Linked DNA regions of Mus musculus: all the other regions are linked to region 2. A link is a loop called in an ENCODE intact Hi-C map of the cell type or tissue named here. Cell type or tissue: left cerebral cortex. All regions are shown on one strand. Each heading gives the region's core, and the rest is flanking DNA. Links, peaks and the distances in the headings are about the cores only.

What was found. Hi-C counts contacts between places; a loop is a spot of excess contacts. Peaks named below come from ENCODE experiments on the same cell type or tissue, not always from the same donor. Only the 100,000 strongest peaks of a DNase experiment are listed, where the experiment ranks them.
Region 1: it touches region 2 in a loop (5-fold over the local background); 4 of 42 quality-filtered maps call a loop at or near these places.
Region 3: a loop joins it to region 2, with 4 times the contacts of the local background. A loop is called at or near these places in 2 of 42 quality-filtered maps.

The regions. Positions count from the first base shown.
Region 1 is chr7:125,884,485-125,892,293 of GRCm38, reverse strand. Gsg1l (GSG1-like) reads left to right here. Exons shown (of 7, transcript NM_001101488.1): 6 at 564-634. Among named protein-coding and RNA genes, the nearest start is that of Gm51456, 65 kb to the left of the region's middle. In left cerebral cortex, for the core only: a CTCF peak has its summit at 3,746; DNase peaks (open chromatin) are centred at 3,770 and 4,350; H3K27ac peaks cover 1,052 bases.
Region 2 is chr7:126,077,980-126,085,788 of GRCm38, reverse strand. It overlaps Gsg1l (GSG1-like), which reads left to right and starts at 3,378. Exons shown (of 7, transcript NM_001101488.1): 1 at 3,378-3,929. The coding sequence starts at 3,611. In left cerebral cortex, for the core only: CTCF peaks have their summits at 2,023 (motif pointing right), 3,315 and 4,015; DNase peaks (open chromatin) are centred at 3,264, 3,692, 4,039, 4,393 and 2 more places; H3K4me3 peaks cover 1,469 bases; H3K27ac peaks cover 1,773 bases.
Region 3 is chr7:125,843,160-125,850,968 of GRCm38, reverse strand. It overlaps D430042O09Rik (RIKEN cDNA D430042O09 gene), which reads right to left. Exons shown (of 28, transcript NM_001081022.2): 15 at 7,516-7,809; 16 at 1-670. Among named protein-coding and RNA genes, the nearest start is that of Gm51456, 110 kb to the left of the region's middle. In left cerebral cortex, for the core only: CTCF peaks have their summits at 3,427 and 4,085; DNase peaks (open chromatin) are centred at 3,260 and 3,969; H3K27ac peaks cover 1,719 bases.

The DNA of each region.
Region 1 (7,809 bases), core at 2,270-4,769, 190 kb after region 2:
TATGGTTGTGAACCACCGTGTGGTTGCTGGGGTTTGAACTCAGGACCTTCGGAAGAGCAGTCAGTGCTCTTAGCCGTGGAGCCATCTCTCCAGCCCTGTTTAAAACTCCTAATGGGTAACTTCTAGCAATAGCCAAGTTGAGACCCACTGGGTTGGCACAAGCAACCTTCTGACAGGAATTAATTTTATTTATATATGTGTGTAGCGCATCCCCCTTTGTCCCTGTTTCCCTCTTTCCTTCCCTCTCTATCTTCTTCCTCTTCTTTTCCCCTTCCCGTGCACGTGTGTGTGTGTGTGTGTGTGTGTGTGTGTGTGTGTGTGTGTGTGTGTGTGTGTGCAAGCCCTGGCCATGTGTATGGTTACTGATTGCTTTGCAGCCCAATTGTCCCTTGAATACCTGTTTCTTTTCCATAGATGGGAAAAGTGGTGCCCATATCTCAGGGTGTGGGCAACAGGTAGAAGGCTACTTTGAAAGTTGTCATGGTGCTTCTCCAGCCCTGGGTATGCTCTGCTCTGCCTGCCTTCTCATTCCAGTCTTGGGGTTTTCTTTTGTTTCTTTCCAGGATTGAGAAGGGGGACGTGAGTGAAGAGGAAGACTTCCGCCTTGCCTGCCGCCACGAGAGATACCCGACCCGTAAGTGCCACGTGGTGGACAGGGAGCTGTAGCAGCAGTCTCCTCCCGACACACACCACACATGGGAAGCCTGGCAGCTCCGGGCCTGGCCTGACATCCCCAGTGGCCTTTGAGATCAGCCCTGGGTGGGATCCACCGAGGCAGGGAGAAAAACATTGGACAGATTAGCTTAGGGGCTCCGAGCACATTCACTTCACCAGCCTCACTCTGACGGACACATTAGGAAGGATGCGGGGCAGCCAGGAGAACAAGTGTCAGCTCCAGACGACAAAGGGAGGCAGAGCTGAGTGTTCCTCACATCAGATAGGAGCTGCCAAAGACAGCAGGTGAGGCAGTCACATCTCAGTGAGCAGCTTTCCCTTGCCAGCTCCATTGCATATGTGTGCTTTCCAAGCTTCCACGATCCCTAACTTCTAACTCCCACAGGCAGGAAGCTTAGCAGGTAAGTGACTTAAGCCTCAGAGAGGTAGAGACTTGCCCCAGGTCACACATCCTTGCTAGTTAGCACAGACCTCTGCTCTGGAGGCTTCAGTCTATACCTGAGTCTCTCTCTATGCTTGAAGGCTAGGAGTACTGGGAGCTGAATGTAAAGTCTGAGCCCCCTACCCTCAGTGCTCTCTGTCTCTATTTACCTATGTGTCTATGTATGTATATGCTCATCTGTCTCTATATCTATGTGACTATCTGCCTGCTTGTCTGTCTGTTTATCCTTCCATCTATATATCCGTCACCTCTCATCTATCTCTCCACTTATTATCTACCATATATGTATCTTCCGTTGGAGCCTCTGACTGCCTCATCTGTTGTCTCTGCTGACCTTTCTGTCCACTCTTGCCTCTCTGTCCATGCACATGCCTCTGCAGTGAGCTCAGGGTCAGAGGTAGAGAGGGCTGTGCTAGCTGCAGGCAGGGCAGCTTGGAAGCTGGAGTAAGCCCCCGTTTCCGGGAGAACACAATGGTAGCTTGAACGTGACCATGGGGACACATAGATTTGGGGGCTTTCTGGTGGCATTGTCAGAGTGGATCAGACTGGGCTCCTCTGGGATCAGACCTGACACATCTCACACATGCACACTTACTCACACACACAGAGTCTCTCTCGCACATACACACTATGTCTCTTACACTCATACACTCTCTCTCATAACTCAAACACACATACACAGTCTCTCTTACACTCACATACTCTCATACACACTCATATACACACACACACACATACACGCTCACAAATACATACTCACATACACTCACACACATATATACTGTCTCTTTTACACTCATACACACGCTCTCATACACACTCACATATGCATACACACACACACACACATACACTCACAATGACAATAACAGGCTGTATCCACTGAACTTCATTTTGCTTAGGGGACCCAGATATCATAAGCTGGAATGGACTTGGGACTCAAGGAAGAGGTGAGCAATTGGTTCTAGCTGAGAACATCAGGGCAGTGACACAGGCCTGATACTGTCCCAGCTATGACAGGAATTTCTCAGGTCACTGGTGGTGGCTACCAGAGTGTGGAGCCATGCTGTTGCTAGCTGGCACTCAGCAGGTATGCCCACCCCCGCCATGATCATTAGAGCAAGAGCAGGGAGAGAGGAGCCTTGGGGTCACACAGAACTTCTGCAGGAACCTTCAAAGGTGTGTGTCACCATCAATAGAAGAGTTTGGTAAGAAGTCTTGTGGCTTTGCTGGTGTTGAGTCTGGGGGCTGTGGGGGCATCTCTGAGGTAGAAGGTGGATGGAGGGAGAGCACAGGCCCACTGGAGGGATGTGAACTTCATGGCTGGTGCTGAGACACTACAAGATCATCTCTGGAGAAGGGCACGTGCAGGGATCTGTGCCCAAAGGCTACAAAGAGTGAATAGGGAAGGCTTTCTCCATTCTGGCTTCACAGGAGAGAAAGGAGTCTCAGTTCCCAAGCATCTCTGTTCAGTGTCCTCCATTAGGGCAGACAGTAGAGATGGCCATGCTCCTGGGGCTTGTGGGGACCACCAGGAGTCCTGAGGATGGATGCCTGTGACAAAGCAGGGATTGGCTTCTCTAAAGAAGTCGTTTCTATGATGCATGTGAGACATTCACTTGTTCCCTTACTTATCCATCCACCCACCCATTACCCAATCCATCCATCCATCCATCCATCCATCCATCCATCCATCTCTCCATCTATCCATCTATCCATCCATCCATCTCTCCATCTCTCCATCCATCCATCCATCCATCCATCCATCCCTCCATCTCTCCATCCATCCATCCATCCATCCATCCATCTCTCCATCTATCCATCCATCCATCTCTCCATCCATCCATCCATCCATCCATCCATCTCTCCATCCATCCATCCATCCATCCATCCATCCATCCATCCACACATCCATCTATCCATCTATCCACCCACTCATCCATCCATCTATCCATCCACCCACCCATCATCCATCCATCCATCCATCCATCCACTCTCTTATTTAATCACTCACTCATTTATCCCTGCTCATAGGCTCCTCTGGGCCCCAGAAGTCTGTAGGACAGCAAGGCCCATTCTGTTGCTGCACAGTGCGGCAAGAGCCATGGTGGAATCCCCACTAGCCAGAGACATCAGGGTGTGGCACCTTATCTAGGGCACAGTACAGGGGCTTGAGAGGATGAGCTCTTTCATTCACTGAGTCAATTCAGCCCGGTGGATGACAGAACAAAGAACCCTAGGAGGCCAAGAATAGCTTTGGCCAGACATGGTGGCACGTTCCTGTCATCCCAGTATTCACAGGCCAAGGTAGGAAGATCATAAGTTTGAGGCCAGCCTGGACTGCATGGTGAGACCTTGTCTCAGCAAACCAAAAGACTGGGCTTACCCAATATCATATAGTCAGGCAGTAACAGAGGGGATGAAGGCTCAGTAGTGTGGAGGAACTGTCCGTGTGGACCCATCTCTCCAGGCTGGGTCCCGAGGATGGGAACCCAGCAAGAGTAGAGTGCTAACAGCCTAGAGAAGCAGCCGGTCCCCAGAACCCGGCCTCTTAGCGGCTGTGGGGTTGCTGCCCAGAAAATATTTTGGAATCGCTTGGGCGAGTTTTGCAATATTTCCTCATGAAGCAGCTGCTCAGATCCTGCCGGGCACAGCTTGCCGGCAGGAGGCATGGGGGAGGAGGGTGTCAGGGAGCCACATTATTAAACACTTGCTGTGTGCGCTCAGCAAAGCTCCTGCCTGCTAGCTCTTTGATGACTGATCCGGACGTAAGAAGGAAGAATTACTAGGCAACTTTGCTGAGCAGAGAGACCTCACATAATCCAGTCTGCGATGAAACCCAGCTCGGCACTGGAGATGTTTCTGTTCACCGAGGGCTCCAGCTCATGCCTCAGGACCCCGGCCTCACCATCCTCCTCCCTTTTGCCACCTTAGGCAGCAGCTGCACCATGTTTAAGCTCTTTCACTTCCTAGGACCTTTGTACTTGCTAGATGCTCTCCCTCTAAAGCTTCGTGTGGTTCGCTTTGTCTCCTAAGCTGTGGACTAGTTTCCCAGGTGCCAGGTTCTTTCCTTCCCAGCATCTGACTCTCCCCGACTCACCCTGCTTCCCATTTCTCTCATCTCTCTGATAAACACCTTGTCCATCTTGTCCATGTCTCTAGCCCAAGCACCCAGTTCAGCAAGTACCACGCAGTTGGTGCTCAGCGCTTGCCACTGCACCTCGGAGCATCTCCCACAACTTCCTCCCAGAGCAGCTAGTCTGACAAGAAGAGTTATATAAACTTTCTTTCACTTCTAACTACTGCCAAAGTTGCTATTTCTCCCTTGGTCCTTCTATGATTTGATTCTGCCACAGTTTCTTGCTCTGCTCTGCAGTGCCACCAGCTAGTTTGGGAGCACATCAGATGTGACATTTGATGGAATTGATGCTGCCATCCGATCTGGGTATCTGTGTCATCCTCTGGGGTGACTGGGGTTTGCAGCGCACGGCTCCTGTCAAGTCTGATGCCTTGGACAAGCCTTTGATTTGCCAGGTGTGTCGTGAGGCAGGGCTCTGCAAGAGCCTGTCATTGTCAGGACACAGAGGCAGCTTGTGGGAGCTCTGTCAAGATGGGCTTTGGCCATAGCTGTCCCCCAGAACAGCACAACGAATTTTAAGGAAGACTTTCTGTGGGCCTAGAGCAACTTGGCATTTTGATTAGATCAAAATCAAATTCAATAGAACACTGCGAGAGTTGTTTCTGTTATTAAAATGGAAGCAGACCAGACCATATTTTCAAAATAAATATCAAGGCCAATTTCCTGGACTCAGACAGGCACGCAGCTTGAGGACATCTGAGACCCTGCCATCTGGAGGTCAGGGGTCCCAGCTGGAGTTAGTGCTGCTGTGCTGGGGTGGAGAGTCGAATGGAGAATGATCCCGGTTCAAGCTAGGTTTCTTCTGTATTTTGCTTTGAGGTAGAATTTCACTATGTAGCCCAGGCTGGCCTCAAACTTGTCATTTTCCTGTCTCCACCACCTGGATTGGGATGGCAGGTATGTGGCTATGTTCCCAGCAGGCTTCTGTATTTAAAATGGGCTGCCTGTGCCCTTGGGGCCCACTGGTCGCAGAGCCAGTTCAGAGTGGCTCCTGCCTGCTGCAGTCTGCTTGGTCATAGACTGGGAGGACATTGCTGTGTCTAGGGCCAATCTCCCTGACCCATCTTTTTGAGATACAAGCCTGACTCCATTTTCCCAGCTCAGAGCCAGGCCCCTCCCCACCTGGGGCATGGGTGGCATCCCCCAGGGGCCTCTTCCCATGGCTCCTGCCTGCTGCTCACTCTTTGACCTCCAGGCTAGCTTGTTCATTCCACTCTCTTCCCACCAGAGTGTTGATATTACCAGCACAGGAGCCTGCTGTCGTTCAGTGGTCGTTGTGTATCCCCCATACAACAGTGAGTCCCCCACAAGGTAGTGCCATGCGTCCACACAGTAGGTCCCCATGAAATTCTGATATCAATTTGGTCCCTATGAGGTCATCAGCATTCTTTCTGTCTTGTAGCAAAGGAACTGGCTCTTGGGACTGTCACTTGGCCCAGGTTACAGGCCTGCTCAACTCTATTCATGCCGATGCTTTTCTGTTTGTCTGATTTTTGATCCAAGGCAGTAGTATTCCAGTCATGCCCGTTGCTAAGAAACACTTGGGGACTCTCATTAAAATATAGGTTGCTGCAAGGCAGGGTAACCCATGCCTGTAAGCCAAGCACAGATGAGAGGCAGAAGGATTACAAGTTTGAGGGCATTCTGGGTGACATAGTTGAGATGTGTGGGATCCAGGCTTGTAAAGTATGATGGCGTGTCTTATTACAGACTCCTAAAGCCTTAAGGATAGGATGAGTGGTCCTCTGAACCTGGTGCAGCCCTGGATTCCCTCTGCAACCATGTGTGTTGCTTACCTTCCTCCAATGACAAGATTGCTGGGCATTCACACCTCCTAAAAGCTTCCCAGGGCTGCCAAGAATCTATTTCACACCTCGTTCCTTCTGCCTGAAATGACCCATCCCTGCCCTCTAACAAGGCAGTAAACAGATTGCAATAGAACCTGGAGCTATTGCAGAGTCCAGCTGCAGAGTCTGGGAATGGCTGCTACCACCCGGTGTCCTGCATCGAGAGCGGCGCATGTCTCCATACGCTACTGTCTGGGGCTGTGAGGTTGAAGGTGAGGATATGTTAGGTTTCCATGTCTGTGACAAAACACTTCACAGAAACAACCTAAGGAAGGAAGGGTCGATTCAGGCTCACACTTTGAGAGGATTCAATCCATGTTTGCTTGGCCCCATTGCTGTGAGCCTTGGTGAGGCAGAACATCATGGGGGGGGAGGGGGGAAGTTGTTCCTTTCGGTGGCCAGACAGCAGAAATCATATGGGGCTAGGCCAACATGCCCTTGAATGGTTCGTGCCAGTGACCCATTTCATTCAAGCCGGCTCCACCTTTCCAGGTTTACCCCGCGCTATAGTTGTACAGATTTATATTTCATCAGTGAATTAACTAGATCCATTAGGTCAGAGCCCTGGTGATGTAATGGTTCTGGAACCCCCTCCATCCCTCCCCACCCCCCAGGCACCCTGATCTCCTAGGCATCTCTCAGTCTAGTGCACTGGCAATTAAGATGTCATAGTGCTTGTGAGACTAGAGTTTCGGGTTCACATCCCAATGGAGACACCTTGGGTAAATTACTTCTCCCAGGTGAGGCCTCGGTCCCTCAGCTATGGACAAGTTCAGCAGCAGGCAGCTCCTGCCTTACTGAGTGCAGATGACAAGAGTTGGTTTCAGGTGACTGGGACAGCTGTAGTAGCGCTGCTGTCATCACTCACAGTCGTGCCTGTCTCTGTCCCCTCCCTGGAAGCATCTAGAAGGCAGACAGTGTTTTCCACGTGTATAACCCAGCAGTCATTATGATGGGGGACATGCTTGATCCAAGGGCTTGGTGGTTCTGGGGAAGATGCATCAGGTAGACTTAAGTATGAGGAAGAGACCAGGGTCAGGGAAGGTTCAGAGGCCCAGGGTCTCAGGCAGAGCAGATAAAGCCACCCTCCTCAGACTGCATCCTCTCCTTCTCAGGTGGGTTCACTTAAGCCTGGTCCTTGTCTCCAGCCCATATCACGTATTCATTTGACAGACATATACCATCAGCATGGGGCCAGTGGCTGGGAGCCTGCTGTGGATCCCAGCAGAGCTGGCCTCTGTCCTAGTGCATCTGAAGGCCCTCCTGCTGCGTAGAGGTGTATGGAGAATTAGGAGCCACACTGATGTTGGGCCATCTAGAGCATTGTAGTGTCACAGACGGACCGGGCCCTTTGGCTAGAGCTGGGCAGATATTATGCGTGTTCATGGTTTGATATCTATTTCAAAAAAAAAAAAAAAAAAAGGTCTGGGTGTGATGGGGCAGGCCTGTAACCCAACACTCAGGAGGCTGAGGCAGGAGGATCATAAGGTTGAAGCTGGCCTCTCAGCACAGTGAGACCCTGTCTCAAAAGCAAACAATAAGGAAGACAATTGAAAGTAATGAAAAATCATCTTTCTAGAGCCTTGCACACATCAAGGCTCTCTAAGCTTAGGGGAGGGAGGGTCTAAGGGGAAATTAAAGCTCCATGTTACCCGCCCTCCCAGGGGGGCTTGAGCCAATTTCTTTCCGACTATGAACCTGTGTTT
Region 2 (7,809 bases), core at 1,929-4,428:
GGAAGGTAGAGACCCTGTGGTCGCTCTGGCTTCTCTACAGGGGTGTCAACAAACTTCTGCCAGACGCAGTTGCAGGCCTAGTGCTGGAAGGTAAATTGATCTTGTAAGAGAAGCCGAGAACCTGCGTTTTTATGGCAAATCTTGGATTCTTGAATGTGGCCAATGAGGAAATGTTGGCGCATATGGTACTAACTTCATCCAAGCCAAACCAAACATGCTTCTGGCCGGATTTGAACCGCTAGCTGCCAGTGTAGGGGATCTGGAGGGCCCCAGGCCCATCAGAGAAACAGGTCTGAAGATAAACCTCACCGTTTAGATTAATTCACTAACACTGGGGGTCAGAGAGGGAGCGACAGCAGTTGCTAGGGCAGCAGGAGTGGAGGTCAATCGTAGGAAGGACACTCAGGATGAGGTGGCAAGGCCATTCCAGTGGGAACAGCTTGATGGATGTGCAGAGTCAGGGACCACAGAGGAGTTTGGTGTTGTCATGTGCTGTACCACAGAGCCGCAACCACAGTGAGATGTGAGCAGAGATGTGAGCAGAAGCCGGTGGTGTTCGCAGGGCAAGCCGAGGTGAGACGGGGCTGAACCTTCTGCAGCAGGTGCAGAGGTGGGCAGCTCAGGTGAGGGCTGGGGACAGGAGCCTATTGGCCGGCCTTGGCTGCGTCAGTAGGATGAAGTGAGTACCAAGGTCTTGGGTGCAAATTCCTAGTTCCTTAAACCATACCCAACCCTTGTCTGTTACCAAGGTCAATGTAGCTACGACTGTTAGTTCATTATGTAGCCCAGGATTCCCCGGAACGCATAATCCTCCTGCCTCAACTTCTGGGGTTACAGGGTGTGCCACCCTGCCTGGATGCAGCTCTGCCATTATTTGGTATGAAAATATCCATGGTATCCAAAGGGCTTTCTGATACATTGAGAGGGTTTTCAGGAAGGCATACCTGAAAGGTAGCTCCTCCTACTGGTCTCTACTATCAGCTCTGGTAGAACATTCAGCAAGCACAAAATCAATCCCAATTTGAATTTTTCTCTATGAGCCCCTGACCTTGCAGATGCCCCTGAAAACCTCCTTACATTCCGTGTTCCATTTTGCCTTAAACAAATCATGCTGGGTCTGCCTTTCAAATCACCCCAGGAGGGACTGGTTGCGGCTCTGTGGTACAGCACTTGCCTAGCAGACATGACCCTGGGTCCCATCCAACCCTGGGTTTCATTGCCTAGAGCAAGCAAGCAAACAGAAACAACCCAGAGCTTTCTTGGCCTTTGGATGATCCTGCCTGAACCCCTGGTGTCACTTACCTACCCCTAGCTGATCAGCAGCCATCTTTATTCACTTAGCAGCTGGAGTGGGTCTTCTCCAGATCATTGGACTCTGCCCAGACCCTCTGCAGGCCCCACATGACTCAGACCTCTGTGATCTGTCCTCTGCTGTTCCCTTGCTGTCCCTTGTTCAGGCTGTGCTCCCTCCCTCCAACCCCCAACCCGCCAGGGTGTCAGGTTTTTGCATTGGCCATTGGTTCCCCTGCTAGGAACTTTCTTTCCCTGGCAGAGAGCCTCCTGGTGTCTCCCGGCTTTGCTCCAATGCACCTTCCTATGACACCTTCCTCCAAGCTCCGCCCACATCTACCCCTCCCTGCCCTTCACCCCTGCACAGGCAGCCTGTGCTGGTCTTATTAATGTCACTCATGTTCTCTCTTCTTTCCTGAGCTGAGCATACAGTGGCTGCTCAGTGAGCAGGTGGTTGGGTACCCCTGACAGGATATCACAGCGGGTCTCTGCTTCCTCTGGGTGTTACTTAAGAAGAGTAGTCCCTGAGACTTTTCCTCTGGGCTCTCCTTGCTTTGAACTCCTCCCCGCTTCCCGCCCCAGAACAGGGTTCCCAGCTTGAAAGAAACGTGCCTTGCCACATGAATACTAACTGAGTCTCAAGGCCAAGGAAGTGTCACGTCAGTGCACACCCCAGGGCTGCATTTAAACGTGGACAGGCTCAGATGATACATATTGCATGCCTGTTGAGGGCAGCAGATTCCTTGTGGTCGTTCATTCACATTAACCAATACTCGAATGCACCATTGCAATCCAGAAGTTCTCCTGAAAATAGTTAGAAACTCCTTGTTTGGGGCCAGAAAGAAGCTCTGATAAGCAAGTGCAGGGCTCCCCTGGCTGTCCTCACACCAGCATTGCTTTAGTCTCTCCTGCCCCCAGGCAGAGTGGCAGCAGCTGGCAGTGAGTGGGGCTCACCCACAGGAGTAAGGCAATTCGTAATCTGTTAACCTTGAATTCTGCAAAGCCTGCCACTCGGCAAGCTGGGGGTGGCTGGAGTCATTCTTGGCTTGGGCAGAATTCAAATTAGCTCCTGCAATCAATGTGCAATTAATGGTTGCACACCCTGGGCATCCAGGCACTGTGCCCCATGCAGTGGGAAGAGTGAAGGGTGTAGCTTCATCTTAGAGCAGAGGTGGGGTTGGGGGTGCTCACAGATGAGCAATCCTAGTTTGAGAAAGAGATGCTAAAAAGGTCTGAGTTTCGTCAACTCCTTGGCCCAGATATTCCTAATAGTGTCAGCATTTACTGAGTGCCTACTGTGTGCCAGATGCCTTCCCCACCTCTGGCTCTGGAACACATTCTTTCCTTTTTATAGATACAGAAATCGAGGGTCAGAGAGAGCAAGTGTCTTGTTCAAAGTCACACAGCTGGTCGAGTCCTGGATTTAACTGACTGCAAAGTCAGGATGGTTAACCAACCCTGCCCGGCCAGTCTTAAGCATTCAGCATTCGCAGACCTGCAGGACACCACCTTTTGGCGACCACGACTTGCTGTTCTTTTTGTGGCCTCTTGAGTCATGTTCTGGGTCTCTGGTGTGGATAGCCTGGGTGGAGAAGCCCTGTTTGTCACATCCTATGCTCGCTTCCTTGTGCAGGCTGCCTCTTTGCAAGCTCTCTGCCCTCCTGTGTGGTGACAGAGAGCCTGTGGATAGGAATTGGTCTCAGATAGCAAGGGTGAGCAGGGACAAGCCTTTCAAACGCTGAGGCTCTGCATCCCCATCCCTTCCTAAGCTCCAGATGGGTCTTGCAGCCTTTGCAGAGGCCCCTGACAGTCTAAAGACCCACAGAAGCTGCCTTGTCACTTATCTGGCAGGGCTGTGTGGGTCTGGGTGAGAGGTCTTCTCCTGCCTTGAGTGAGGCTCCTTTGGGAGCGTCTTGCCTGGGATCTCTCACTTGTCCCTCTCCACTCCCGCGCGGATCTGTCCCCCGCCCGCGCCCAGCGTGGCGCGCCCCCTCTCCGCGCGCGGGCGGGCGCTGAACAGTGTCGCCGGCCGCCTGCAGGTGTCTCCCCACGGAGGGGCGCGCGTCCCTGCGCCGTGGCCGCTGCCAGGCGCCCGCGGCTGCTCGCCGAAGCGCACTCGCGCTCCGGGCTCCGGGCGCGCTGGTCGGCTCCACTCTGCGGCCCCAGTCGCCCCGCGTCCTCGTCGCCCCGCGTCCCCGCCGTGGGCCATGGGCCTGCGCCGCGAACACCGTCGCCGACCGCAGGCACCTGAGCCCCGGGGCGGGCGCTGACGCGGGCACCGCTGCCAACTTCGCGCGGAGCTGCGGGCGGCGCGGGCGGCATGAAGACGAGCCGCCGCGGCCGAGCGCTCCTGGCCGTGGCCTTGAACCTGCTGGCGCTGCTCTTCGCCACCACCGCCTTCCTCACCACGTACTGGTGCCAGGGCACGCAACGGGTGCCCAAGCCTGGCTGCGGCCAGGGCGGCGGCGCCAACTGCCCCAACTCGGGCGCCAACGCCACGGCCAACAGCACAGCCGCCCCCGTCGCCGCGAGCCCGGCCGGCGCGCCCTACAGCTGGGAGGCGGGCGACGAGCGCTTCCAGCTGCGCCGTTTCCACACTGGCATCTGGTACTCGTGTGAGGAAGAGCTCGGTGGCCCGGGTGAGTGCTGGCGCGGGGCTCCCCGGGGACGCGCGCCCGCTGGTCCCGGACCGGGGAGGTGGCGCGTCCCGGTCCCCCGCGCGCGCACCCTGGCTGCGAGTTCCAGTGCGTGCGGTCCCTCTTCGGCCTGAAGTCATTTCCCCGTGTACCCCTCCTTGCTCCCATCCGCCCGTCTCAGCTCGGGAGGTGATAGTGGGGGCCGGGGACCTTTGCTGTAGGCAACCCTTCCCACCGCAGATCTCCGGGGCCAGGAACCCAACGGTTCTGCTACTCTCAAGCTGCGCTAAACGTCTACGATAGGGCTGGAGAAAGCAGGGGATAGAGGAGTCTGATGAGCACCCTTATGTCCTTCCACTAGCCGGGGTATCCTGGAGCCCTCCCAGGAGTGGATGCGGGAGTGGATGGTGTGGGAGGGAGGGAGAGAAGGGAGGCAGGCGGGAAAACAGGCAACTTAGGCACTGGAGCTGAGGGATCCTGGCTTAGCACAAGTCTCTTTCAGAACTGGGGAGGGGGCAGGCTTTTCAGAAAGTAGACCGACACTTCTGTCCCCTCACCCAGACATATGGGGCTGAAGTGAATACCCCCAAAAGATAGCAAGTCTGGAGCACTCAGGGGACCTCTGCCTGATAGGGGACTGTGCCATATGGTGGGTGGTACTGGCTATGGATTCAACCCACAGCTTTCGGGTAGTAAGCCACTGTTCTGGCAGGATCCCTTTGGAAGCGCCGTCTCCCCCTTTATGTAGCTGTATCTTCCTCACACTCAGCATAGTCTAAAAGCCTCCTGTCTAAAACTTCTTGCTTCCACAAGCCTGATCCTCCCACACCACAGCAGCCACGGAGCACGGTAGACATGTGCCCCCTCCAGGCTCAGGTCTCCATAGACCTTCATACACGACAGCCCAAAGAATGAGAAGGGATGACCATGGGTCCTCCTCCAACTGCAGGCAGCAGTTCCTGAGATCTGGGAGGCCCTGCCCTGGGGGACATGCCACCCTACAGTGCCTGGATGGGCCTTGTCCCTGGCAGCTTGAGGCAACCTGCCCTGCCTTTGTAGTGTGCCTGGGCTCTCATCGGAGCCTGCTGGCTGTCCCAAAAGCTGTCTGAAGGCGGCTGCCCATAAGCTCTGTAGCCATCCCTGGCTCCGTGCTTTGAGCAAGCATCCCAAGCTTTATGTCCAAGCTTGACTGCTATGTTTTTTTTTGTTTTTGTTTTTGTTTTTGTTTTTGTTTTTGTTTTTGTTTTTGTTTTTGTTTTAATGTTAACAGAAACGTGTTGAAAGCAATGTTAGAGAGCTTCAGTGCATTTTGAGCACCAGGCCAGGCTAAAGTTGTCACCTGTGGAATCTTGTTACATCCTAGCCTCTGGGCCAGGCAGCCACTTGTGGAAGACCCATTTTTCAGATTAGGCTCAGGGGAGTTTGATGAGGGAGCTTGGATTGTCTTCTTGGTGGCTGGAGAACAACCAGAGGACTGATGGAGAAGGGGACCCATGCAGTTTGGGGACCTGAGACAGGATCACTTATGGTCAATGTGAGACCTTCATCCCCCGGCCCCATTCGTCACGATGCTCCTGTGTGATCTGCTGGGTGGATAAAAACCAAGCGCTGCTTTCCCTGGTTTTCCTTGGCTACAGCTTGGTCCTCCCAGAAAATCACAATCGCCTTCCCCTGAGCTTGTCAAACAGTTGCGGATGAGAAATTTGGGAGGTCTAAGGCCATTTAGATGGGTTTCCCTCTCTGCTGTGCACAGCCCCCCAGATCTTGCCTTCACCACTGAGCTCCAAAGGGTGTCAGGATGTACCTGGCCTCAAACTTTTGTTGCCATGACAACCTGTCTTCTGGGTTCTGTGATGATTTTATTTTTTTTACTCCAAGAGGGAAAAACATCCCAACAAGGCCTGAACAAATCCTGCCCTATTCTCCCTTGCTGTTGCTGCTGCTGCTGCAGCCAGGGAAGGCCTAGGCCCCTGTCCGTGCAGCTGGGTCCACCCTGGTGGGACTCCAGCTTCGGGATCCACACTGGCTCACTGGATGATCAGCAGCCCCCTCCCCCCCACCCCCGCCCAGCTCCTCAGCATGGCTGCTCTTGCCTCTCTACCCCTGGGTACCTGTGAGGGGGCATCTCCTAAGGCCCCTTTCCCAGAGATGACACTCCAGCCTATCCTGACAGACACAGAGTCAACCAGCCCCACCCTAAAGAGCCTCCTCCTCCCTCTAAGAGGAGGCATGGCCATCCTTGTGCAGTCAGAGAACAGCAGCCCTAAACGGTCTCTAGTCCCTTCCTGCAAATTAGATCTCTTACTGGGTTTGATATTTAGAAGAACTGGGATGACTGCACTGGGGGGAGGGGGCAAGGTTCAGGCCTGGAGAGGGAACAAGGTCTTGGGTGCAAAGTGATGAAGTCGAGCTTATGCTGACCGTTGCTTGCTTACATGATGTGTGAGCCTTGGCCCTGTGTGAGTGTAGTCTAGGACAGGAGTGTATCAGGAAGCCCAAGGTTGTGGCATTATGAGCCTGCAAGACTGGCTGAGTGGCATTGGAGAGAGAGAAAGGGGTAGACCCTGGGAGAGGAGGAGGTGTGATCTGAGAGTGATGTAGGAGCTTGCAGGCAGCTCAGAAGTGGAAGCAGAGACCCTGGACCTGTAGGTTTATAGTCTGACTCTAGACTCGCTTTGCCCTGTGTGGGATGGTGGGTGGATGGATCGTCTTGCTACCATGAGACTTTGGCCAGAGCCTCTGCTTGCTACCCTGCAGATGGAGAGGAAAGCAGCCCACCCCACCCGAGGGGCTGGGGTTCAGTGACCTCATGGGGGCTGAGCCTCGCTTCTGCTACTCTGTCCTCAGCCACTGTATCTAGCCCAAGGACACCTCCCCCCTCTTAGATCCTTCCTGCAGTCCCTGTAGCCCAGAGCCACTGAAGCCTGGTGCCACTACCCTTCATCTCAGAATGCTGCTCTTGCTGACTCCAGGTCTTTACATTCCAGCCGTGCTGGCTTTTAACACCTCAGGCTCCCTCTGTCTCCAGGGCCTTTGCACAGGCTGTTCCGTTACCTGAGTGCTTTTCTCCCAGATCCACTCAAGACTGTTTTCCACGATTTCAGTCTGCTAAGGCACTCCCGACCACCTGAAAAAGACGGTCCCTAACTTATGTTCCCTGCATACACTCTTTCCCCCTAATTCTGACCATTGGTCTCACATCCACCTTTGTCAACAACACCTGTTTGCCGTGCGCCTTGTGAACTTGGGGGTAGATGCTTAAAATTCTTTTGGGATTTATTTGTTTTTATTTTATGTCTATGGTATTTTGTCTGCATGTATGCCTGTGCACCACAGGAGTGCCTAGTGCCTACAAAGGCCAGAAGAGGGTGTCAGGTCTCCTGGAACTGGAGTTATAGACAGTTGTGAGCCACCATGTGGTTGCTGAGACTTGAAACCCTGTCCTTGGGAAGAGCAGCTAGTGCTCTGCATCACTGGGCCACCTCTCCAGCCTCTGGAATGGACTCTTATCTATGCTGTCTGTCACTTTATATGGAGCCTGGAACGGCAGCACACAGTAGGTACTCAGCAGAACTTTGTGGGATGTGTGTTAGTTGATGTCTCTGGTTCTTGGGATCCATTCTTCCAGACCTAATTTGCTTCTGACAGGGGCAGACCACACTTTCCAGTGCAAGGCTAGCACACACACACTCCCTTCCTGGAGGAGGCATGAGTCAGGCATGACCCTTGTAATGCACCTGGCTGGGAGGTTGCTAGAGCCCAGGAGTATGTGGCCATCATGTTGGACAGGCTTCTTGCTGGGAGTGCACAGGAGAAGATGAGCTTGGAAAGGTATTGTAGCCCTCAGCAAGCACTGCCTCCTCTTACCACATTGCAGTGGGTG
Region 3 (7,809 bases), core at 2,270-4,769, 240 kb after region 2:
CCTTCAAAGATGCACTGAGTATCCAACAGCATCGTGATGTCCTTCACACCTCGGAAGGAGTGGATTCGAGACTTATTGTAATTCCAAATCCTAATCAGGGCAACTTGGCAAGGGTGTGTGAACTCAATGGAGATGGTGTGGGTCATGCCTGGTGTGAAGGGGGCCAGCCAGACATGCATGTCATCCTGGGTCCTGTTCACCCCATCAATGAGGTTGGAGACTACACGTGGGTCTTTCCCATAAGCTGGTAAAATATTGATGTCAGGGGGGTCTGCCGTTATGCTGGAAATCTGTACTGGTTCCCCTGAGGAGCTGAATATTTCTATGCCGTTAAGGCCAACATAGTGTCTGTCTCCCCATGTAGACTTGATGTCAATAACCAAGTGCTGTCCATAAGGGAGGACTGGGATTTTAAAGTCGCTGTCACCACCCATCTCTGTGGAGGGCTCTGGCTCCTCCTCTCTGCAAGGGGCTGGGAATTCCTCATGCCGGCTGCTCCTTTGCTGCTTCAGGAACTCATCTAGGATGTCCCCCTGTGGTTCCAGGGCAGAGATTCTGCCCCGGTGGGCACGGTCGAAGGCAGTGAGGGAGTCCCATGATGCATGCAGTGCGTGTTCCTGCTCACCATACCACTGCAACCAAGGCAGTGTCTGGGAGGCCTGGGTGTCTTCTGAAAGAGAACACAGGAGGGGGCACCCTATTAGTGTCACACCTTGGAAACGCATGCATTCCCCAGGAACCAGGGAAGCTCTGTTGCTTCACTAAAGCCACTGTCTTGTTTGTCCCTCACAACTCCAAGAAGGATGTGTCAATCCTGTCTTATAGATGAAGACACTGAGGCTCAGAGAGCAGAGTGCCCGCCAAGCCAGATTCATTCAGATATTAGTTAATTGATAAGGTACTCCACAACACGGAGATGATCCACATGAGTACGCCACAACTTCTGGATGGACTATGTGAACTATGGCTTCCTGTCCCACGTGCTCTTCAGTGTTGGTCTTGACAAAGAACTGTTTATCATAACCTAAGTCTAGACACTCTTTTCAGGAAAAACAAGATGTATTTTTAATAGACTTTGAACTTTCTAGGAGTACAACAGTTATACAAATCAGGAGAAGAGCTACAGTTTGAATCTTGAATGATTCAGGCTTGGCATCCATACTGTGGCACTACTGGGAAGGATGGAGCCTTTACAAGGCGAGTGCACGTCCCTGAAGGGGACTCTGAGATGTTCTCTCTCTCTTCAGTCTCCAACTGCCATCAGGTAAGCAGCCTCCCTCACCACACACTGCCATCGAATCGTGTTTTCTGTAGGCCCAAAGCAACATGGCCAGATAGCTCAGGCCTGAGCCTATGAACCTGTGGGTCACAATGATCTATTCCCTTTGAAATTTGTTCATCTTGAGTACCATGGTGACAGGAAGCTGACCCAGGAAGGCTAGTTTGGCATTAGAAACTTTACCAGAAGTCACCCGACTTTGAAACTCCCATAGCCAGGGACACATCATGGCCCATGAGGTCTGAGTTGGTCACAGTGTAGGTTGCACTGCACTGGAGGCTGGACCAGTCCCATGACTCTGGCAGCACTACAAGGCATTCTTCAACAGTGGGATGAATGCTCAAGAAAGAATGTTAAGTCTGAGTACCAGCACTGGTCTGTGGAGGCAGGAGGACCACAAGTTCAAAGTAGTCAACTTCACTAAGTGTATGAAAGGTAAGGCATCTGTCTGCTCCCACGTATGGACAAAGCCGGAATCTCAGCATAGGGACTCAACCAGTAACTTCAAGGATGGCTCTGAAGCCCCCTCTCAGGGTCTATGAGCTCAGTGTGACCATCAGGCAGTGGCTTTTGCTGGCAGCCAAGCACAGCCAGTCATGGGAAGAGGTCACTGTGAATACACAGCAGCATGCAGCTCTGCCATTCCAGGCTGGTTCCTACTGGGCAGCACCTGCGCTCCACTCCCTGCCTGCAGTCCACTCCCAGCCTGCGCTCCAGGGAGCTTGGCACTATCAATTACTCCTCTCTCTAGGTTCCTCCAACACTGCTTCCTCCAGAGCTTTCCACTGCTCGCTCGGCCTGCAGACATGTATACATCTCTCCTGTCTAGAAAAGGGAGGGTACCAGATCCTGTGGTTCCCTCCTATCATGCCCTGTTCTCCTCCCCTTTTCTATACAGACATCTATTTCCTGTCTTAATAGTGGCCTTTCAACTCCACCCTGAACTCAGCTTCCCTTCTTTGGGGAACAAGCCTCAGCTTTCTGAAGACCATCCCACTGTGAGGCTATCCACACAGAAGCTGGTGTGTGTGTGTGTGTGTGCTGTCATTCTCCTGGCCGAGTCAGACTGATGGGATACAGGGTTGCTATATGTGGAGGCCTAGCTGACTACACTGTGGGGAACCTGCCTAAAAATGATGCCAACTTGGGAACAGGAATCAAAAGGTAAGGAGAAACTTTGATGGCTTTCTATGGGCTCCTGCATCTCCTGTTCCCCACAGCACTGGTGGCTTTTTGCACTTTGAATGCCTAGGATGCCTATGACTCTCAGGACTCCCCATTTACAGCAAGTGACAATGACTTCTAGTCTTTGTCAGTTTTCACTTCATTCCTGACATCCCAGACAAAGGTCTTGCATTTGACAGTCTGTCCTCCCAGTGGTTTAGGAAACATACCACTTCAGCTACCTGACCCATAGGTCTAGCTAGCTAGCTTTTGTTTCTTTTCCTTTCCTCTCTCTTTCTTTTTCCACCCATATATCTCTTTCTTTGCTTCTTTCTCCCCACCCCTTTGAGATGCAGTCTCATTCCATAGCTCAGACTGGCCTCAAACTGTGACCTACCTGCCTCAGCCTCCAGAATCACAAGAGCACAGTGTGCCCACCACACCCAGCCTACTCACAGCGTCCTAGCACAGTGGCACCACCTTGTTGCTGCAAAGTCTAAGAATACCTGAGACTTACTTGGTCCTTGGTTCCATCCTGCCCTGTTCTTACCCAGCTAGCACTCTTTCTCAGCTCCCACACAGGCACTGTCCAACCTCAGAGCAAGTTCTGCCAGGCTTCTTTAATTCCAGTGACAAAACTACTAGGCTCTTTGCTGGTGACAGATAGAAAAGAGGGGACAAAGCAGGCATGGCAGAACCCACAGATGACAGCCTCCACACTGATCTGGAGGACTGAAGGCAAGAAGCCTCTCTATCTTAGAAAACACTTTCTAGATTGCTATCTGTGTGGTCTGGTCACTTTAACACCCTGAGCCATGAGCCTACAGCAGAGTTTGTCACATGCTATTTTCATCACCACGATCATTTCTTATGCCAAGAATAAGAATGCTTTTGCTCACTGTGCCCACAAGCCCTGTTGCGGCTCTTCCTAATTCTGCAACCTCCATCTCCCCAGCCACTGCTATTCTCCTTCACCCCACCAGATGTCTTCTTCAGTGGGGCTTTGTCCTTCTCTGCCTTCTGTGGGGACAGCTCTTCTTCCACATGGTCACTTCCTTTCAGTGCCACCCCTCCACCTCATCCTTGCTCCCTGGCATGACCGGGTGCCATGCACAGAAAGCATGAGGTGCTAGAAATACCTAGACGTGTTTGCTGGGACAGGAAGGCCTGTCAACACTAGCTTCTTGCCCTCAGTCTCTTGGATCAGCCTGGAGGTCGTAACCTGCAGGTTCTCCCATGCCTCTTCTGTTCCCATCTTCCTATCTGCCACCAATAAAGAACCCAGAAGTCCCCATTATTCTCTCCTCCCAGGAACTGGTGTGACACGTGGCAGAAGGGGCTCTAGCACAGGCTGTCATCACTCTGGTCTCTGTGATCTGAATTCCTCTGACTGAAAGTAATGGCGGGATTAGCCTATAAGCGTGCCAGGAAACACTACATACACCATACACCAGGAACTTGGCTGGCATGCCTCTGCCAGGGAGCAGGGACTTGGCATTCCTTCTGAGTCTGCCTTCCAGGCTCCTCCCTGAGTCGCATACTTGTTCTAAAAGGAGAGGCATAGACTTTCTCCTGCCCCTGTTGGCTGTGATGGCAGCTGGCATCCAGGTGTCTCCCTGTGCGCCTCTGCTGGGGACATGCTCTGAGACTACTTGGGACTAAGCTAAGGCTTGGCTTGTCACTGCTGACAAGCTTATCCTAAATCTCTGTTAGACAGGAAGTTTCCTGTTTCTCTTCTGTGGTACTGAGGATGAAATAAATGTTAAACACGCTCTCATTAAACCATGTCCCCAGATCCAGTCCTAAACCCAAATGAGCAGCAGAAAGCAATGGTGTCCATCTGCAGTCTATGAAGTCTAGAAGGATCTCTGATGATGACACAACAGGATTCAAGAAGCCAGAAGACTTGTCCTGTGTGGAGTCAGATACAGACAATTGAAGCTCAGAGTTTATAAAACTGCCCTTGTCACCATCAGCACATCGGCATCAATGGCCATTAACACAGGAAGCAAGAATGGACAAGAATGGACGGGGAAATACAACACAACTACCTACCTTCCTTCCACTGCACCTGCTTCAGCCATTGCTGACTGGGCACAGTCTGGACAACTGACCCAAGTCTACCAATCAACACCCCTTGAGACTCCAGAATTGGCTGCAGGGCCCAGAACCAGCACTCAGACACTTGGGACTGAAAGGCCTTTGGCTACCTGTGAACAAACTAGCAAGGAAAAGGTGGTCTGGTGGACTTGTGCAGAGAACCAAGGGAACAGGGAGAAGATGCTACTAGCCTTTGGTATTTTGGACCCTGAAGTCTCCACCTACTCTTCACTGCTCATGGTAAAGGCTGATGACACCTCATCCACCCATGGCCGATGCACCCCGCTTCCAGAATGGACATGGTATTATAGTAAAACATGATCCCCTGCTAGGCCACGGTAAAGGTCCACTGTGGGGGTCTCACCATGGGGAGCACTATGAAGCTTATCGCTCCACTAGCATTTTGGTAGACTCATCCAGCATGCTTCCTGGAGGCCCAGGCAGTGGGGCTTTGGAATTGGGTGATGGGTAATAACACCATTTCTAAACAACTTTCCTCATTAGCAAAACCAGCTAACAAGCACTAAATCTTAAGGACTTGATTCTTGATGTGTCATTGAACCAAGCAGGGAAATGCCTGGCAAGAAACTCAAGTGAGATTGAGGCCTCTGAACTTGGACAGTTGGACTGTTGCCTGTCACCAAGAACTCCCTGCAGCTCCACGTCTGCTTAAAGCCTGGCTGGCCATCCAGTGAGTGTTGGCAGTTATGCTAATAGGCTCAGGATGGTGGGACTGATCCACTGTGGCTCAAATTCTATACTAGCCCCACTGGGTGTGGGAAAGGAATCTCTAGAAAAGTGGCTTAAACTTCACATTTTTTTTTTATCTATAAGATGGGGCTGTTAAGAGGATTCAGAATCATTAAGGTTGGACCAGACCTTGGCAAAGAATACATGGATCCAGGCCCTGCTTGTCACCACTGTCCTGCCCCACAGCATGTCACCTAAGCCAGGATTTCATACCCAGAAGGCTTCTCTTTCTTTTACTGTCTATGTTGTTTAGTGTGTGTAAATAATTGTGTGTGCACAGATACACATATTTGCATGCCTGTGGAGGCTAGAGGACAAACCTGGTTATCATCTTGAGGGAATGCCCATCTCTGTCGAGACAAGGTCTCTCACTAGCCTGGATATCATTATTTGGCTAGACTGGCTAGCCAAAAAGGGATCCTCCTGCCTCTGCCTCCCCCAGATCTGGAATTGCGTGGGTTTGGGGCATCCAAATCAGGTTCTCAAGGACATTGCCAATCAAGCCCCTCACCCTGGACCATTTTAATGTTTTTCTTGAGACGGGGCCTTTCTATACAGCAGAAGCCTGTCTTGGTGATGCCTCAGCTCCCTGAGAGTAGAGGTTTCAGGCTTAGCCCTACCATGCCCTTCTGGGATTTCCTGATCTTTGCTTTATCCAGTCTCAGAGTCTAGATAAAAGGTGGGCAGCAGCACAGACCCAGAGGACAGCCAGAGGTTGGGGAGAGCCCTCAGATTCTGAGGGTTACAAGAGGAGACAAGCAGACACTCAATGAGGGAGTGACCTGAGATGACTCACTAAGGAGGATGAGCAGGGATTCCTGTGGCCATACAAGAGGCCAACCCAGAGCACAGGTGATGCAGGCTGGGCCTGAGGGAGCAGAAGCATTCAGCATTTGTTGAGGCATGCTTCTGTGCCAGGTTACCTGCCAAGCACAGCCCACAGATCTCAAATGACCGCCTACAATCCTGGAGGAAAGGGGTGCTTTGTGGGAATAGGGGGAACGGAGTTCAAATTGAGGTCAGCAGGTCTGTGGGGTACAAGACACAGGCTGATGTCTCACTCATTACTTGCTGAACATTCCCCAGGAACCAGGGAAGCTGTGTTGCTTCATTAAAGCCACTGTCTTGTTTGTCCTTCACAACTCCAAGAAGGATGTGTCACTCCTGTCGTATAGATGAAGACACTGAGGCTCAGAGAGCAGAGAGCCTGCCAAGCCGGATTCATTCAGATATTAATTAACTGATAAGGTACTCCACAACACAGGGGCAAGTCTGGGTGTCTCTACCAGTGTCCCCACCCTGGTGCCCTCTTATACAGTTGGACACAGCATTCCCTTCATAATACCCACCTTACTCAGGATGGATATGCAGTGCCCCAACCCTGGTGCCCTCTTATTCAGGATGAATATGTGAATACCACACCCTGAACCCCCTTCACATTCAGGATGTGAATAACCCACTGCAAAGATTACAACAGTCTCAGCCTGAACTCTGCCAGCAGATGTGGCTTTGGTTTTATTTTAATACTTGGAAAGGACCTTGCACCACTGAGCTACTGTTCTAGCCCTTCTGCCTCTGTATTTTGAGACAAGGTTTCACTAAGTTGATCAGGCTGGCCTCAAACTCACTCTGAAGCCTAAGTAGGCCCTGGACTTGTAACTCTCCAGCCTCAGCCTCTGGAGTATCTGGGATTACCGGCCTGAGCCATGATGGTTTCTTTTAAATACACACAGTGGTTTCAAAATGATCACCATCAGTTGCTAACACTGTACAGCACGACTTTCTATACTCCAGTTTGTACTGACAAAAGCAAAAGAAGACTGGCACACTAGCCATGCATTCCTGGAGGCCAGCAACAAGACGCAGAGTGGAGGTTGCCTTCTTTCATTGGCCTTGGGCCTTGTGGCCTTCTAACAGTACAGACTCAGGTAAGTTACTAGGTACTAATGTCTTGATCAAAGGTGGAGAATTGAGTCCAGGTTGGAAAAACCTTGTAGTACAAGAAAAATGGGCCAAGGTGCCAGTCATCCTGGTGTCAGTGACAATCACATCTAGGAGTTTAACAGGCAGAGTTCCTGGTTACCCCATTTGTACCACCTTTCTGGCTGAGACGGTAGATTTGTGATCTCCTACTTGAGAACAGCCCCTTGTTTTTTAGATAAGGAAAGCAGGGTCCAAGGAAACAAATGGTTTCATTCCACTGGGGGCAGCTTGAAGCTTACCTTTGCTGGCTGGCCGGTCATCACCATGGCTACTGCTGGCTTCCTTCTTCAGGGCCCTCCTCCCACTAGCAGGGCGATCCCTGTTAGGAAGCTGGCTAAAGATGTCTAAGTCATCGCCACAGGCTTTGGAGAATGCTTTGGGGGCTCTCTCTTCAGTGATGACATTCCAGCTGCTAGTCCTCCCTTGCTCACGACGAGGGCCTTTTTCCCTGGTCTCCACCTCTCCAGGAGTATCACCCATGACATCCTCAGATGGAAACCTGCTCTTCTGTTCCAGATCTTTTTCAGGACTGA